2 separate regions of the Homo sapiens genome follow, and region 1 is linked to region 2. A link is a loop called in an ENCODE intact Hi-C map of the cell type or tissue named here. Cell type or tissue: heart left ventricle. All regions are shown on one strand. Links, peaks and the distances in the headings refer to the core of each region. The heading gives the core; the rest is flanking DNA. Region 1 overlaps LOC105374505 (a long non-coding RNA gene). Region 2 has its middle 16 kb from the start of SNORA75B.

Region 1 (8,338 bases), core at 231-8,230, 890 kb after region 2:
CCTACAATGGAATGTACTACTGGTGAAGGCGCTGTGAACATTGTTAAAATGACAACAAATGATTTACAATATGAGATGAACTTACTTGAGAAAGCAGCAGCAAGATTTGAAAGGATTGTCTCCAATTGTGAAAGAAGTTATATTGTGGGTAAAATGCTATCAAACAGTCTCATATGCTACATAGAAATCTTTTGTGAAAGGAAGAGTCAATCGATGTGGCAAACATCATTGTTGTCTTAAGAAATTGTCACAGCTACCCCAGCCTTTAACAATCACCACTAAGATCAGTCAGCAGTCACCAACACTGAGGCAAGATCCTCTATCAGCAAAAAGATTATGACTCACTGAAGAAGACAGCATTTTTTTTTAGCTATTAAGTATTTTAAAATTAAGGTATGTACATTGTTTCTGTTAACATACTGCTGTCTCACACTCAGTAGACTACAGTATAGTGGAAACATGACTTTTATATGCACTGGGAAATAAAACATTTGTATGACTTACTTTATTATGATATTCATGTTATTGTAGTTTGAGACAAACTGAACGTGCAATATCTATAAAGTATGCCTGCAAATTCCAGATGTTGTCATTAATAGTATCTAAATCTCAGATTGACCTGACCTGCATAGTTGCCTGAGATTTTGCTGTTATTTCCAGATCTTTGGGAGCTGAGGCAAATAGCAGTGTGGCTAAGTGTACCCAAAAGAGGGAAGCAGATGCTACCAGCAGGTCTCTGCACCATGTGGTCCTAGGCAAGGCAAAACCTCAGAATGGTGTCCTCAGCCTTGGAAACCCCTTATAAATATCTTCCAACTCTTGTAACAACCCTAAGAAGGAGTCACTAAGAAGTTAGAATTTTTTTTTGTTTTTTTTAGCCAACTCTAGTATCTGCCAGTTGAGCCACATTTGATTTGGTTGAGAAAAAAATAATTTTTTAAAATTATTATTATACTTTAAGTTTTAGGGTACATGTGCACAACGTGCAGGTTTGTTACATAAGTATACATGTGCCACGTTGGTGTGCTGCACCCATGTCCAACAATGATAGACTGGATTAAGAAAATGTGGCACATATACACCATGGAATACTATGCAGCCATAAAAAATGATGAGTTCACGTCCTTTGTACGGACATGGATGAAGCTGGAAACCATCATTCTCAGCAAACTATCACAAGGACAAAAAACCAAACACTGCATGTTCTCACTCATAGGTGGGAACTGAACAATGAGAACACATGGACACAGGAAAAAAAATAATTTAAGCAACATTCCCTACCTCTTGACTATGATGGGTCAAATGCATATTCATTTTATATGTATTATTTAATTTAATTCCCACAGCCAAACTATGGTGTTGGTATTAAATCTCCCCATTCTGCAGTAGAGCAAACTGAGATTCTGAGAGGTTAAGGAACCTTCTTGAGGCCATACAGCTAGTAAGCCAGGGTGCAACCCTAGGTCTGCCTGATTCTAAAGTGTGTGTGTGTGTGTGTGTGTGTGTGTGTGTGTGTGTGTGTGTGTGTATTCTCATCTCCAAAGGCTGACTTTTACATTAAGTGGCAAGGAGCTATTTAAATATATTCAGGCCACAAAGTGTTAATAAAATACAGAAAAAAGTCAGAAAAAATTTTTCCATTTTTATTGCCATTTCTGTCCATTTAAAATTCCTTTCCTGCTAGGTTCTAGCCTTTTGACCCTTATCTTCGTTAATGTAATGACTGGAGAGCCTTGATTGTTTAATTAGAAAATACGGCACTGTTATTCAAAGAGTTGTCACTACCTAAGCTGTAATGGTCAGAGGACAGTCTTAAAACAAGAAAAAAAATACTTGACATATCTCTCTAATTTAATTGTATTTATTTTCATATTTCTAAAAATATCCTCTCTGAAAACAGCTTCTGGGCACAAATTCAAAACTATAAATTGGTCAAGCTGACAGCACTCTCCTCCTCAGCTTCTTCATTTAGGAAATGTCCAAAACGTCATTTGTACCTTGTATTTTGTTTCATCATACCGTACCCTGGATGATGTCTCCCTCCTCTCCCATCTAAAACGTCCAGCTGTCAGCTGGTGCAGTAAGCACTGGATGAACACGGGCTCCAAGCCCCAAGTGGGAGAGGTCCAGGATTCACGGATGTCTCAGACATAGTCCCTGTTCTCAGGAGGTTGTTGTCTTAAGAAACTGCCGCACCCACCCCAGGGCTGGGCTTCTTAGACCTGAGGCCATCTCAGATTCATCCCACCATTGAGAATTTTCATGCTGGTGGTCACCTGATCACACTTTAACAATCCTGGTGTAGGGACCGGGCACAGAGGCTCACAACTGTAATTCCAGCACTTTGGGAGGCCAAGTCAGCTAGATCACCTGAGGTCAGGAGTTCGAGACCAGCCTGGCCAACATGGCAAAACCCTGTCTCTACTAAAACTACAAAAATTAGCTGGGCATGGGGGCGGGTGCCTGTAATCCCAGCTACTCGGGAGGCTGAGGCGGGAGAATCGCTTGAACCTGGGAGGCAAAGGTGGTACTGCACTCCAGCCTGAGTAACAGAGTAAGACTCTGTCTCAAAAGAAAAAGACAGAAAAAAGAAAACAATCCTGGTGTAGGGAGACGAAAAGGAAATTTCAAGGGCACTTGTCAGAAAGTTGAAATGATTGCCACCATAATAGCTAATACCTACTGAACGTTTACTCTGTGTCAGGTACTGCTTCGTGAGCTCAACTCATGTATTCCTTAAAATATTTCTATCGATGCCATTTCACAGATGAAGACACTGAGGCACAGAGTTACTAGGAAACAGAGAAAAGGATTCCTAGGGATGGGGATGGAGACCAGGTGCTTCGGGCTGAATCGTTTTCATCCAAAGTTCGTATGTTGGAAGTCGTAACCTCTGGTGCCTCAGAATGTGTCTGTATTTGGAGACAGAATCTTCAAAAAGATAATTACAGTACAATGAGGTCATTAGGATGGACCCAAATTCAGTATCACTGGTGTCCTTATAAGAAGCGAAATTTGTACACAGACCTGTGGACACACAAAGGAAGAACCAGATGAAGACACAGCAGGAAAGGGGCCATCATCAAATCAAGGAGAAAGGCCTTAGAAGAAAACAGTGGCTCACACCTGTAACCCCAGCACTTTGAGAGTCAGAGGTGGGAGGATCACTTGAGGTCAGGAATTTGAGACCAGCCTGGCCAACGTGGCGAAACCCTATTAAAACTGGAAAAATTAGCCAGGTGTAGTGGCACACACCTGTAATCCCATGTAGTTGGGAGGTTGAGGTAGGAGAATCGCTTGAACCCAGGAGATGGAGGTTTCAGTGGGCTGAGATCGTGCCACTGCACTCAGCCTGGGTGACAGAGTGAGACTCCATCTCAAAAAAAAAAAAAAAAGAAGAAGAAGAAACCAAGCCTGTTGACACCTAAAATTTTGAATTTCTAGCCTCCAGAACTGTGAGCAAATACATTTCTGTTGTTTAAGCCACCCTGTTGTTTAAGCCTGTTTAAGGCACTTTGTCATGGAAGCCAAAGCAAAACAACACAGTAGGTGTTCAACAATGGCTCATTAAAATGGCATGAAGTAGTGTTGCCGACCTGGTCTTTTTAATGACTAGGAGGTCCCATACCTCACTTTCCCGGCATCCCTTGATTAAGACATAGCAGGAATTGGCCGGGCACGGTGGCTCACGCCTGTAATCCCAGCACTTTGGGAGGCCGAGGCAGGTGGATCACGAGGTCAGGAGATCGAGACCATCCTGGCTAACATGGTGAAACCCCGTCTCTACTAAAAATACAAAAAAAATTAGCCGGGCGTGGTGGCGGGCGCCTGTAGTCCCAGCTACTTGGGAGGCTGAGGCAGGAGAATGGCGTGAATCTGGGAGGCGGAGCTTGCAGTGAGCCAAGAACACACCACCGCACTCCAGCCTGGGCAACTGAGCGAGACTCCGTCTCAAAAAAAAAAAAAAAAAAAAAAGACATAGCAGGAATTCTTAGGTGGACCCTCCACACAAAGCCACCGTTCCCTCCCTTCTCCAACCCCACTTGCTCCCCATAAAAGAGTGCTGGCCATGACACAGAAATGCAAGTAGCCAATAGCAGAGCTGTAGGCAGCTACAGGAGAGGAATGGGAAAGAAAGTCTGATGGAGCCATTCTGTAGATGGTGTGTTTCCTTCCTAGGAGCCAAGTCTTAGGCATCGACAACCCTGGGCCTTTTGTTTTCTGTTCAAAGCGACTGGCTTATTTATTCAGGGCCAATGTCTTTTTGCAGTGACTGTCAGATCTTGGTGATTTATCTGTATGTCCCAACCAGATGGCAAGTGATCAGTGATATGGGGTAATACAAGAGGAACCAACCAAATCACACACGTCACATTCACAACTAAATTCTAAATAATCCCTGCCCAACTAATATTCCTAAAACTCAGCAACTGTGGTTATATGGTTCCCCCATGTGGCATGTGGCAGTACCCCCATAACCCCCCAAAACTCAAGCACTATAATTTAGCCAAATGGAACTTCTTATATACAAAATGTTCAAACAAATCCCATTAGAATATAAATCAAATAGCACTTTAAAACAATTTGCTCAGGAAAATCCAGTATAGCTTCCTTTCAGTAGCCTAGGCAGGACAATTTTTCAGTAGTTTTAGGACACCTTGGTATTTTTTTCTTTCCCAACATGTCTGGCACCTAGCAGGCCTTCTTTCTCAAAATGCACATCATTAAACCTTTAAAATAACCCTTGAAGCCCAACGACTTTTGCACCAACCTAAATATGTCCAATTTGTACAGATAAAAGACTTTAGGCACAGAAGGGCTTAGGCATCTAGATCCTCTTCCTGCATATTAAAAAAACAAATGGAGAGGTAAGGATCTTATCTCGGGGTTCCCTGACTCCAAAGCCTGCTAGCTTCCTATTGTTAGAACCACCTTCTTTAGATCAAGGTTTTCCCTCTGAGGTTACCTGCAATGTTTATTTGTATACAGATTTACCTGAACAACATGCAGTCCCGAAAGAGGGATTCATCCCAAACCTGGGAGCCCAACCACAGAGTACCTAGCCAGTGACCTCTTGATGCACCTGTCTAGGGACTAAAGCCACCTTTTTTCACCCATCAATCCCCTTTGCTATGCTAATCAATAGGCCTCTAAATCCAGTTCAAAGAAGACCATTGTCTTGGATCTGAATTGCTCATTCCACAGAGGGATCATTCAAGTGATCCCTCTGTTTACCTGCAAATTTCAGAAAGAGACCAGGCTCTTTTATGAACTGTTGTCTCCGTGATCAAAGTGAATCGTTCAGCCTTGTGATCAAAGAGATGCTAACTCCCAGCTGGACTCCTTTCCCAAACTGCACAGCTCCCTATCAAAGCTGTAATTAAAAAACGGTTCAGCTCAAGAATTCTGATTACAGTATCTAAACAGCCTTCTCCCCACCAGGCTTTGAACAAAGCCATGGAGAGGGCCAGTATAAGCTTCAATATTATGAGAAATTACGGTGACAGTAAATACTGTGATCTCACAGGTCAATATGCCTCGACAGTCTCTAACCTGCTAATTGGCTTTAAAAATCTTAGGGGCACACAGCATGACCCATACAGAAAGGCAAAGATGGAGGAGGCAAAGTAAAGGGGAACCAAGGGGCAGGAAAAGAAGGCCCATGGCCTTTGAAAACCTCCCAGCTTTCATCCAACACTGTTTGCCAACAGGAGCTCTGGGAGACTGTAAAATTGAAGCATCACTTGGTGACATCCTGTGTCTGGGATGGTTTCATGAATTATGTCTGCAGCTGACACAATGAGCATAACAAACTTCTTGTCTCCAGGCTGACACGATTCAGCAGCCCAAAAGGTTCAAAGAGGCTTCCTTTGCAGAAACCCCATTACCCATGGGAAGGAGGGGCAGTGTTCTGAAATGAGACTTACTGTAGAGTCCGGGGCAGAGGGCAAAGAGACAAGACAAGTTAGCTAAGTTTCTTCAAAGGAGGGGAGACCAAGAAAATAAATCATTTTTGCAAAATAAAATAAATCATCACAATCACCAGGAAAGTAACAGGCGGCCAACCTTGATGATACAGATGAAGCATGTTCAATCCAGAGGCCAGTTGTTAAAAGGCAATCAAGGCCAAGACCTCTGACACTTAGCTTGTGTCAGGAGAGATCAGGACAGCACTGGGGTAGTGAAGCCATCTGCATGTTCTGAATCTTTTCTGCAGCTGAGGCTACTGATTCATGCTGACAAAGCAAAGAGAGGCCACCCTTGGAAGTCCGAGTTCTCAAGGTTATGGACTGATGCTAGCTTTAACAGAAACCCGCCGTTACTATATTCAACTCGTCTTACCCCACCAAGAATTCATCAGTTATTATGGCACAGGTGACTTGGTTATGTGGCTTATGTTTCTCCTGTAATTGTTGAACTGTTCTAGTTCTTATCCAGCAGTTCTTATCCCTTATATAGGGGTAGAAATGAAGATTGGATGATGAGGAGTGTATGTGTGGATTTCAGAACGATGAAGGGAAATGGGCTAGAATCCCAGGGACCCTGAATAATATACAAGTCGGGAAAACCCTCAAACCTTTAGTGGACGCTTGAGAAGGACCAGATGATATGCAGTTACTATATAACCCCTGCTGTCCAGCACAGGGCACAGACCTATCCATCTTTATATCCCGGGACGTAGTAATAACATCATAACATGGATTGAGTATCGGCATGCAGACGCCGTTAAGAGCTTGATAGACACTATTTGTATATAAACTATCAAGCAGGTGCTATATACTATGCCTATTTTGCCAGTGAGGAAATTTGAGACTTCAGAGTTAGAAAACTTGCCCAAGTTCACATAGCCAGTAAATAAATAACAAGAGTCAGGATATAAACTTAAGTCTTCTTGACCGCAGGGACTGACCTTGGAAATTCTACCTCTTCCCAGCACAGGGGCTGCTCAGAAAATGTTTGAGAATTTACAGTGGAAAGACAAACAATGCCCATATGGATGAATAAGTAAATGAACAATATCTTTATCTTGGAGTAGCCCCAGGTTCTGGTACTAGACCAAGTCTCTAGGTTGTAAAATTCTTTTCTTTTTATGAGGTAAGGTCTATGTGACAAAAACAAATTATCGTTGCTGTTTTATTAGCAATTAATGATTTTAAAACCCATTGTTAATAATTAATAAAGTGAAATATTAAGTGTAATTCAACTATATATTTTTTAAGTCTGCCAGGACCAGGGTCATACAGGATATAATGTAGGATTTTAATAATGGTTTGCAAATAAAAAGCTATTATTATCACATATCACGGCAATAGGTCAAAGCCAACAAAAATTATATCAAAATGGTGCAAAGGCACTTTATAAAATTTATGACCAGTCTGTTTTTAAAATTCAAGTAGGAATATAAGAGGAGCTACTTACCAGAAAAAGAAAATGTATTTCACACTGATAGTTGGCAGTCACTTCATATCAAAATCAAGAGCCAAAAAAGCAAATTCTTTTTATCATCATATTTTACACTGTTTGAGAAATTCTGACCAAAAAATATTTTAAATAGAAAATATTATTCCTTATAGATCATGTACTTATCAGTCTAAAAGCTCCAAAGGCATGTGGTATAAAGTATCAAAATTTAATGTAACTTAGCAATTTGAATGCAAGATAAACAAATAAAGAGTACCAAAAATAATGTATAAAATAATTTAAAAATTCCTATTTCCAGCAACAACAAAAATGATAATATATCATGAGACAATTCTAATGAAAACTGCGTGACCTACATAGAAAGCTGAAAGACTTTACGAAAAGATATAAAAGAAGTCTTGCATAGAAGGAGAGAGAGATACCATATGGTGAGGCTGGATATTGCTAAAGTATAAATTCTTCTTAAATTAATGTGTGGCTTGCTACAATCTTAACAAAAATCCCAACCTGACTTTGACAAAATGATTCTAAGATTCACCTATAAAAAGAAACCGAATATTGAAGAAAATGTTAAAGGGGAAGTACACTGCATTTTATAAAGCTATAAAGATTTAAATAATGTGACATATGTGCAAAAATAGCACCAGGGACAACAGCCCAGAAAATGATCCTATTATCTATCATATTCTAATATATGATAAGGAATTCATCACAAGTCAATTCCCAGAAAAGCTCGAGTTATTTAATAAATGAGGTTGGATCAATCAGCTAACAATTTGGAACACAATATATTTAAATAATTACCTTATTCCACATACTAAAAGATATCCTGATTAATTAAAAATATAATGTATATAAACAAAAATTAAAAGAATATTCAATTTAATTCTCTTTTTTGAAGGGAGAAAGACTTTCT
Region 2 (8,338 bases), core at 332-8,331:
ACAAATAAGGAATCTGAAGCACAGATAAGTTAAATGAGTGAATGCATTGCTTGCCCAAGGTTATACAGCTAGTAGGTATTGGAGATGGGATTTGAACCCAGGCTGTCTAACTCTGGATCTGACCTCTTAACCATGAGGCTGATCTGCCTCCCAAATTTAATCTCCACAGTGGCTCTTGAAAGAGTCAGGATAGATGTTATTATTGTCATGTTTTTGGATAGAAATTCGAGTCTTGGTGAACTTAAATGACTCAACTCAGCTAAGACCAGTGTTCCAGGGCCTGCCAAACCTAGTGCAAATCTTTCTTCTCTGCATTAGATCTTAATTATTTCGATGGCCATGGGACAGAGGCTGATCAAAGGGTTTTATGCAGACAACATTGGACAATATCTAGTTACTACCTCCTGCTTGAGGTGGGATATCATCTTCCCATCTCAATTGATCTGGAGCCTTAGTTTTGTTCCATAGTGTAGGGTTGGGGAGGGGGGCATCAGTGGGATCTTGACTAAAACTTACAGTCAGGACCTTGAAGGGTCCTACAAAGGGAAGGGGTGTCTGTCCTACAAAGGAAGGGGATGTACAGCTGCCTTTCAAAAATTTCCCTAGGATCATAAATTGTGAACCATGACCGCTGATTGGAACTTAAAATTTGCCTTTCTGAGGATATATGTAAGCAAGCTGAATTTCCAAACAAAGGGGATTTTTAGGCAGGAAATTTGCAGATGTTATTTATTTTTCTCTCTCACCACAGATGTGTAGCCTGTCTTTTAGGAAGGGACACAGGGACACTGGCATTCTTTGCTTTCTGTTTGTTTTTTTTTTTTTTTTGAGACAGGGTTTCACTCTTGTTACACAGCGTGGAGTGCAGTGGCACGATCTTGGCTCACTGCCACCTCCGCCTCCTGGGTTCAAGTGATTCTTGTGCCTCAGCCTCCCAAGTAGCTGTGATTATAGGTGCATGCCACACCACCTGGCTCATTATTTTTTTTGTTTTGTTTTTTTTTAAAGTAGACACAGGGTTTGATTTTATTGGTCAGACTGGTCTCCAACTCCTGACCTCAAATGATCTGCCCACCTTGGCCTCCCAAAGTGCTGGGATTACAGGCATGAGCCACCACACCTGGCCTATTCTTTGCTTTCAAGATCAGTGGTAACTGTCTAGCAAACCCATCTATTCCAAAGAGGAAGAAAACCATACAATCTCATATGCTGTTTGGGCCTGTGGAGGGCACCCCACGACAATCACAAAACTAGGAATTGATGGAGCCTGGACAGGAGCCCAGGCTTTGGACTTCTCATCTATTGCTATTTTCATGACTTCACAGTATCTCTTAGGAACTTTTGAAAATGAGTTCACATGTAGTTGCTAAAAGTTTTCCCTTTGCAGTGGAGCTGCCTCAGCCGTTTCTCCAGCATGTAGCTTTTCAGTGTTTGGCTTTGCCACTTTTGACTTCCTTTCCCCCTAAGTTTCCCCTGTAAATTAAAACCTATTTCATGGGGTTTCTCCTAAGATTAAAGATTTACCACATATAAAGCACAGAGTAAGGGCTCAGTAAATACCAGCACTTACTATTGTTAGAATAGGAAAGGAACTGGCATTGTGATGGTTAATTGTGCCAACTTGACTGGGCCAAGGGATACCCAGATAGCTGATTAAACTTTATTCTGGGTGTGTCAGGTTGAGGTGTTTCTCGAAGAGATTACCATCTAAATTCACGGACTCAGTAAAGTAAATTGCCCTCCCCAGTGTGAGTGGGCAAGATCCAATCCATTGAGAGCCTGAATAGAACAAAAAGGTAGAGGAAGGTTAAATTTTTTCTCTGCCTGACTAGTCAAGTTTGGACATTGATTTTCTTCTGCCCTTGGTTCTCCTGGTTCTCAGGCCTTTGGACCTGGACTGTAATCTGCACCACGGACTCTCTGGCTCTCAGGTCTTTGAATGACATCATCAGCTTTCCTGAGTTTTCAGCTTGCCAGTGGCAGGTTGTAAGACTTCTCAGCCTCCATAATCATGTGGGATAATAGCATCTAACACATCTCTTTCTTTTTCTCTTCTTCTGTCTGATTGATTCTGTTTCTCTGAAGAACCCTGACTAATACAGTTATCTTTCCAGCATCTATTGCTACATGCAGTAGATACTGTATTTATTACATTGTTTACTACTTAAGGCAGTCTTCTGAGTTTGGCACAATTGCTGTTATTTAATTAGAGCTGAAGGATCTCAAGTTTAGAGAGATGCTGGGTATTTAGAAAGGTCACATAGTCTCTGGTCTTTCCATTCCTCCATGCCATCCTTCAAGGTACTGGGTGGAGGTAGCAAGAAGAAGGGTTTAGTCTAATGCAGGTACAGAAAACCAAACACTGCATGTTCTCACTTATAAGTAGGAGCTGAACAATGAGAGCACATGGACACAGGGAGGGGAACAACACACACTGGGGCCTGTCAGGTGTGGGGAGTGGGGGAAGGGAGAGCATCAGAATAAATAGCTAATGCATGCGGGGCTTAATATAACCTAAGGTGATGGGTTGATAGGTGCCGCAAACCACCATGACACACGTTTATCTGTTACAAACCTGCACGTCCTACACATGTATCCTGGAACTTAAAATAAAATTAAAAAATAAAAAAAGAAAGGCTTAGTAGGAATCTAGATGATGACCCAGTTCCAAAAACCCTTGCATTTAAAAAAATAGTGTAAGAGTTTGGAGTCAGATAATAATTCTGAAGAGATGGGAGATGATATACACATTAATATGCTGTATAATAAAAAAAGATACTCTGGAATTTAGAAATGCTTTGTAAAGGCCAATTTAGGATTGAAAGTGTTCTGAATTATGATGTGTTGAGGTTCAACAACCAAGAAAGGATGTCATTAAAGGGCATAATAGGTGCAATAGGTGTAAAGATGGCGTGAAACAAAGTAGTTGAGTGGACGGTCCAAGGTGAGATGGCTATAAAATGCCCTCCCTTGGGCTTCACCAGATTGTCACACCTTCTTGCATTTCAGGGCTGCAAACATTCTTGGCCACAAAAGCTCTGTTCTTTGTCATGGATCTGCCGTAACCTGTGGATGAAACTTTGCGTGAGCCCCTGCAAATCTAGTGGATCCACAGAAAAGAAAAGACTAGAAGCCAGCTCCTCAAGGGATGCTTAATGAATTGCCTGGGATGGATTAGGCTGAAACCAGCACATCTGGACAAGTAAGACTGAGGCTGGTCCCATGGCTGGGGCGGCCAGGCATTTTCCTCAGCTAGCAGCATCAGTACACCCCCCACCAAAGAAAGACCATTTCCCCAGTCTCTGTTTTCTGGGATAGTTCTCTGGAAAAACTCATTTAGTTGCTACACCCCATTTCTCTTACTTGCAGAGCCCTGAATTCTCAGGCTCTCTAAGTGTGAGCTTTTGTGGGCCCAGTTTCAATTCATATTGCCTCATTTTCTCAAGTACCCTAGTGGATAAAAGAAGGCTGGGCATGGTAGCTCACGCCTGTAATTCCAGCACTTTGGGAGGCCAAGGCAGGAGGATCACCTGAGGTCAGGAGTTTGAGACCACCTGGCCAACATGGCAAAACGCTGTCTCTGCTAAAAATACAAAAATTAGCCAGGCATGGTGGCATGCGCCTGTAATCCCAGCTAGTTGGGAGGCTGAGGCACGAGAATCACTTGAACCCAGGAGGTGGAGGTTGCAGTGAGCCAAGATCGCACCACTGCACTCCAGCCTGGACAAAAGAGTAAGACTGTGTTTCAAAAAAATATATGTCATTCTGTATAAAATAGATGGCATGGTTTTACTCATTTCCTCACTGATTTCCTCTAGGATGACATATTTGAACACGTTTTGTATGCCTGGCCCTATCCTAGGCACTAGGAGCTCTCAAATTGCTCACGGGAAGCTGACAGCAACCCAAAATGCAATATTAACATTGTAGGAATGAAGAGTATGGACGATAGAATATTACTGTAAAGGAGGGAGAGATTAGATTGGCCTGCAAAGAGCAAGTGAAAGATCATGGAGGTATTTGGACTGGGGCCTTAGATTTACCAAGGGATTCAGGCAGAGGGAGTGGAATAAGGAGGCAAGGGTGCTAAAAGTCATTGCTTCCCAAAGGCTGGCTCATGTAGGATCAAATTGTTGAATGATGAATTTACTTAAAATTCAATTCACTTTCCCCATTCCCCCCAACTTTTTATTTTGAAAAATTTCCACATTGTCTCACTCTCTCACACTCAGTTTTTCTTTTAGCTGAACATTTGTAAACTGCAGACATGATGACACCTCAGCCCAAAATTCCAGCAAAGGTCTCCTATGAATAAGGACAATCTACCCCATAACCACAATACCATCAGTACACCTTTGTGTGTGTGTGTTTTTGCACACTTTTCAGGGGCTTATTATTGTTTAGTCTTTTCAGGATTTTAAAAACAATAAAACAAATTAAACAAGTAGGTTACATTATAACAAAATGCAAAGGCAAAGTGACCGAAGTGTTCAAGAGTAAATAAAACAGAGGGCTATAGGCATAATGAACAACAAGAAAACCCCTTCATTTATGAAATGCTGCAAATTGGCTCTGAGTGAAATGAGCTGGAAACACAAATTACTTTGATGTGGTTTGAGTTCAGGTGTCTCTTGCTGCCAGAGAGCGTGTGAGGCGGATGTGACTCAGAGAGAATGGGTCTCGGGGTTCAGATTTTATCCCCAAGGCAAAGGTGAGAGGAAAGTTTTAAACATGACAGTGACATCATCAGCTATGTGAGAGGTGGCTCTGCATCTCTAGGCGGATGGACGGAGAGGCTGTGGGAAGTGGCAGGCTGGCCGGGCGTGAGGCTTTGGCAGTCGCAGGAGGGAAGATAAAAATGGCCTGAACCAGGGCTCGGGGCCTGGCCAGGAAGGACGTCACTGTGGTGAATCAGAGGAAGCCCACCATCTGCCTCAGGCCCTCTGACCTTCTGGAAAACTACTGAGTTGTGTCAAAATTACAACAATAAACTATGGAGTTCTCAATGGTGCCTTTCCCCCCGTCATGGAGAAAACTAATCATGTTGCTAATTGGCATGCCTCTTATTTTGCATAGACACATTCCTAATAATAAAAATACCTGCAGTGTCCCAGGAATGTGAAATGCCTTCATTTGGTTTGCTTTCACTGCAAAAAATCTAATAATTTTTTTCAGGGTAGAGATGGGTGGTAGTTGACTTAAAGAGTAAGAATATTACCTACCTCAGCACAATTAGCAAATCAGTTATGGTGGGACTAGATATTGACTTTTGCTTTAATTAGGTATCAGGAAAGATACCATTCCTGGAGGCCAGCATATTTTCATTTTTATTCGGATAGCTCTCAAGTGTCTGATGAAGTAAGTAAGAAAATGTCTTGAGGAGAAATGGGTTTGTTAAAGATAACATGTGTGATTTCAAACCTGAAAATGTGTTGTAGATAGACAAGAAAAGGTCCTCCTTCTTTAATTACTACTGCTCGAAATTAACAACACCATCATCAGTGTATTGATTGTGCAGGAAAATGTGTTTACTCATGACATGCTCACAGATGCTCTGTGCTGGGAGTTGGGCTCTTAAGAGGACCTACTTGGGAGGGCAGTGAGATCAGGATTGGGGGTGGGGGCATCCTGGAACTTGCAAGAGCTGCTCCTGGGGTTGGATGTGGAAGAAAGGAGGAACTTGCAGGTCGAGAGGACTGGGAGTGAACGAACAGGTGTCACAGATGCAGAGGCTACACAAAGTCATGGAATCCAACTGGACTCCACGCTGGGGAGTGGGATGTAACAGATAAGGGGAAAGTGGGAGAAACAGGGCAGCCAAGTCAAGAGCATGAGCTGGCTTAGGCCAGTAGAATGCTGACTAGACCACATTGGGTGATTTACCCCGCTTGGGGGTGAGGCTGGGAAGGGGGCACTTACTTGAGGGGTGGTGGTGAAGCAGTTTAGACATTTAAGGGGATTTCCAAAAGGAAACCAAATCATAAACAGAAAATACTTTGACTCAGGTATATAGGCATCATATGTGTGTTCATATTGCACTTCACAGTGATCCCCTTATTTCTGTTTCCTAGAGCTGCTGTAACTGATTACCGCAAACATGGTGGCTGAAAACAAGAGAAATTTATTCTCTTACAATTCTGGGGACCAGAAGTCTGAAAGCAAGAAGTCAGCAGGGGTGGTCCCCCAGGCGGTTCCGGGGAAGAGTCCGTCCTTGCCTCTCTCTTAGCTTCCGGCGGCTCTGACCATCCTTAGTGATCCTTGGCTTGTGGACGGATCGCTCCAGTCTCTGCCTCTGTCTGCACAAGGCTTTATCCCTGTGTGTCTGTCTGTGTCTGTGTGTCTGAAAGGTCCCTGTTCCTTTCTCTCACCATCCTTGAATTTAGAGCCTGTTGTAAATCCAGCATGATCACATGCCGAGATCCTTAATTACACCTGCAAAATCCTATTTCCAAATAAGGTCACATTCACAGATACTGAATGGGGGTGGGGTGGGTGGAGGTGGGGAGGCTTAGGACTTGGACATAGCTTTTTGAGGCCCCTGTTCACCCCTGTTACCAAGTGTATTAGTCTGTTCTCACATTGCTATAGAGAACTATCTGAGACTGGGTAATTTATAAAGAAAAGAGGTTTAATTGACTCACAGTTACACAGGGTGTACAAGAAGCAAGGCCAGGTAGGCCTCAGGAAACTTAACAATCATGGCAGAAAGCAAAGGGTAAGCCGGCACATCCTACATGGCTGGAGCGGGAGGAAGAGAGAGAGAATGGGGAGGTGCTACATACTTTCAAACAACCAGATCTCATGAGAACTTACTCACAAGACAGCACTAGGGGAATGGTGCTAAACCACTAGAAACCACCCTTGTGATCCAATCATCTCCCACCAGGCCCCACCTCCAGTACTTGGGATCACAATTCAACATGAGATTTGGTTGGGGACACAGAACCAAACCCTATTGCCAGGAGTAAGAATAAGATACTGTACTACTTATCCATCTTGTGCTCTAGACTCTGCAAGGAGAAAACTGAAAAGGATGAAAAAGACACAGAATGTGCCCACAAGTTGCTCATACTCTAGTGGCAGGGAGGCAGGCAGGCCCTACAGTCCAGTGTGGGACTGGGCAGTAGTGTGGCCAGGGGCAGGAAAAAATGAGTAAATTTGCTATGAGACCCCAAGTCAGGAGGGTACCAATCTTAGCCTGGGGTCAGGCTGGGCTGGGCTGGAAAGTGTTCCTGGAGGAGATGCTGGCAGTAAAGAACAGAACAGGGTGTGAAAGGTGGGGAGAGGCTTTCCAGATGGAAGATACAGCCTATGCACAGGTGCAGTCAGAGGCAAGGGGAAGAGAGCACGGTGCAGGTCGGAGCCATGGGTCTGAATGGAAAGCAGAGTCTGAGGCAGGATGGAGGGAAATGGGGCAATGAGGTAGGGAGGGCTCCAGGCACCAAGAGCCCGGCATATCAAGGCAGGAATTGGGACCTTGCCTTTAGAGCAGTGAGAAATCATGAAAGTGCCTTGAAAACTACCAATTATTCTAGAAATGTGAATAAATGTGACTAACACTTTTTGCTGTATGCTGGACATTTGTACTTAGTAAAAGGAATTATTTGCAAGAAATATAATTTTGGCACTAGAAGGAAAATATGAATGCTTTGGTATTGCTAAAATTACTTTTTTGAGCCAGCCCGACATTAAATTTGAAAAGAAAAATATTTAAGAAGAATGACTGAAAATGAGCCCCATCTCCTGGTAGGAGAGAAAATGCGGGAAGGCTGACTAGCAGAATGGCAGTTGTGGTTCTGTTCAAATAGGACAGGGGCACCAGGACAGTGACTATCCCCAGGAGATCTCCAAGGAGATCAAAGCAAGGAGTAAGGTAGGGCCCCAGCCTGGAGAAGCACAGGGCCCTAGACAGGGCAACTGGACAGTTAGGAAGAGAGATTCAAGCTCAAGCCTCATCGTTGGGCTGGATCAAGGTGCCAGGCTGGGGTTGCTGGTCCCCAGTGATTACTTAGCCTCCTCTATGCAGATAGCAAGGCTTCCATTGTTTATGGACACGACTGTTCACCCACTTAGCCAGACTAGGGCACTAGAAATGAAGCGTTACTAAAACCTTCTCCCTTCTCTCTCACACCCTACCTCTTGTTGCTTGCGAAGTTTTGTTGATTTTACTTCTGTTCACTCATCCCCATTCCCTACTACACTGTGTGGTTCGGCACCTTTGGCTCTCATGTGGACATAGTTCTCTTCTCCTAGCTGGACCTCACTCCTCCAGTCACTCTATGGCTCCAATACATCCTCCATGTAGCAGCCGAAATGCCCTTTCTAAAACACCAGGAGT

What was found. Hi-C counts contacts between places; a loop is a spot of excess contacts. Peaks named below come from ENCODE experiments on the same cell type or tissue, not always from the same donor. Only the 100,000 strongest peaks of a DNase experiment are listed, where the experiment ranks them.
Region 1: a loop joins it to region 2, with 3 times the contacts of the local background. A loop is called at or near these places in 9 of 110 quality-filtered maps.

The regions. Positions count from the first base shown.
Region 1 is chr4:16,447,041-16,455,378 of GRCh38, reverse strand. All of the region lies in intron 2 of LOC105374505 (a long non-coding RNA gene), which reads right to left. Among named protein-coding and RNA genes, the nearest start is that of TAPT1-AS1, 220 kb to the right of the region's middle. RefSeq lists enhancers at 4,806-5,312, 5,313-5,820. In heart left ventricle, for the core only: a CTCF peak has its summit at 4,465 (motif pointing left); no DNase peak of the experiment used is centred there.
Region 2 is chr4:17,333,153-17,341,490 of GRCh38, reverse strand. No RefSeq gene overlaps it. Among named protein-coding and RNA genes, the nearest start is that of SNORA75B, 16 kb to the right of the region's middle. In heart left ventricle, for the core only: no CTCF peak of the experiment used is centred there; a DNase peak (open chromatin) is centred at 4,760; H3K27ac peaks cover 187 bases.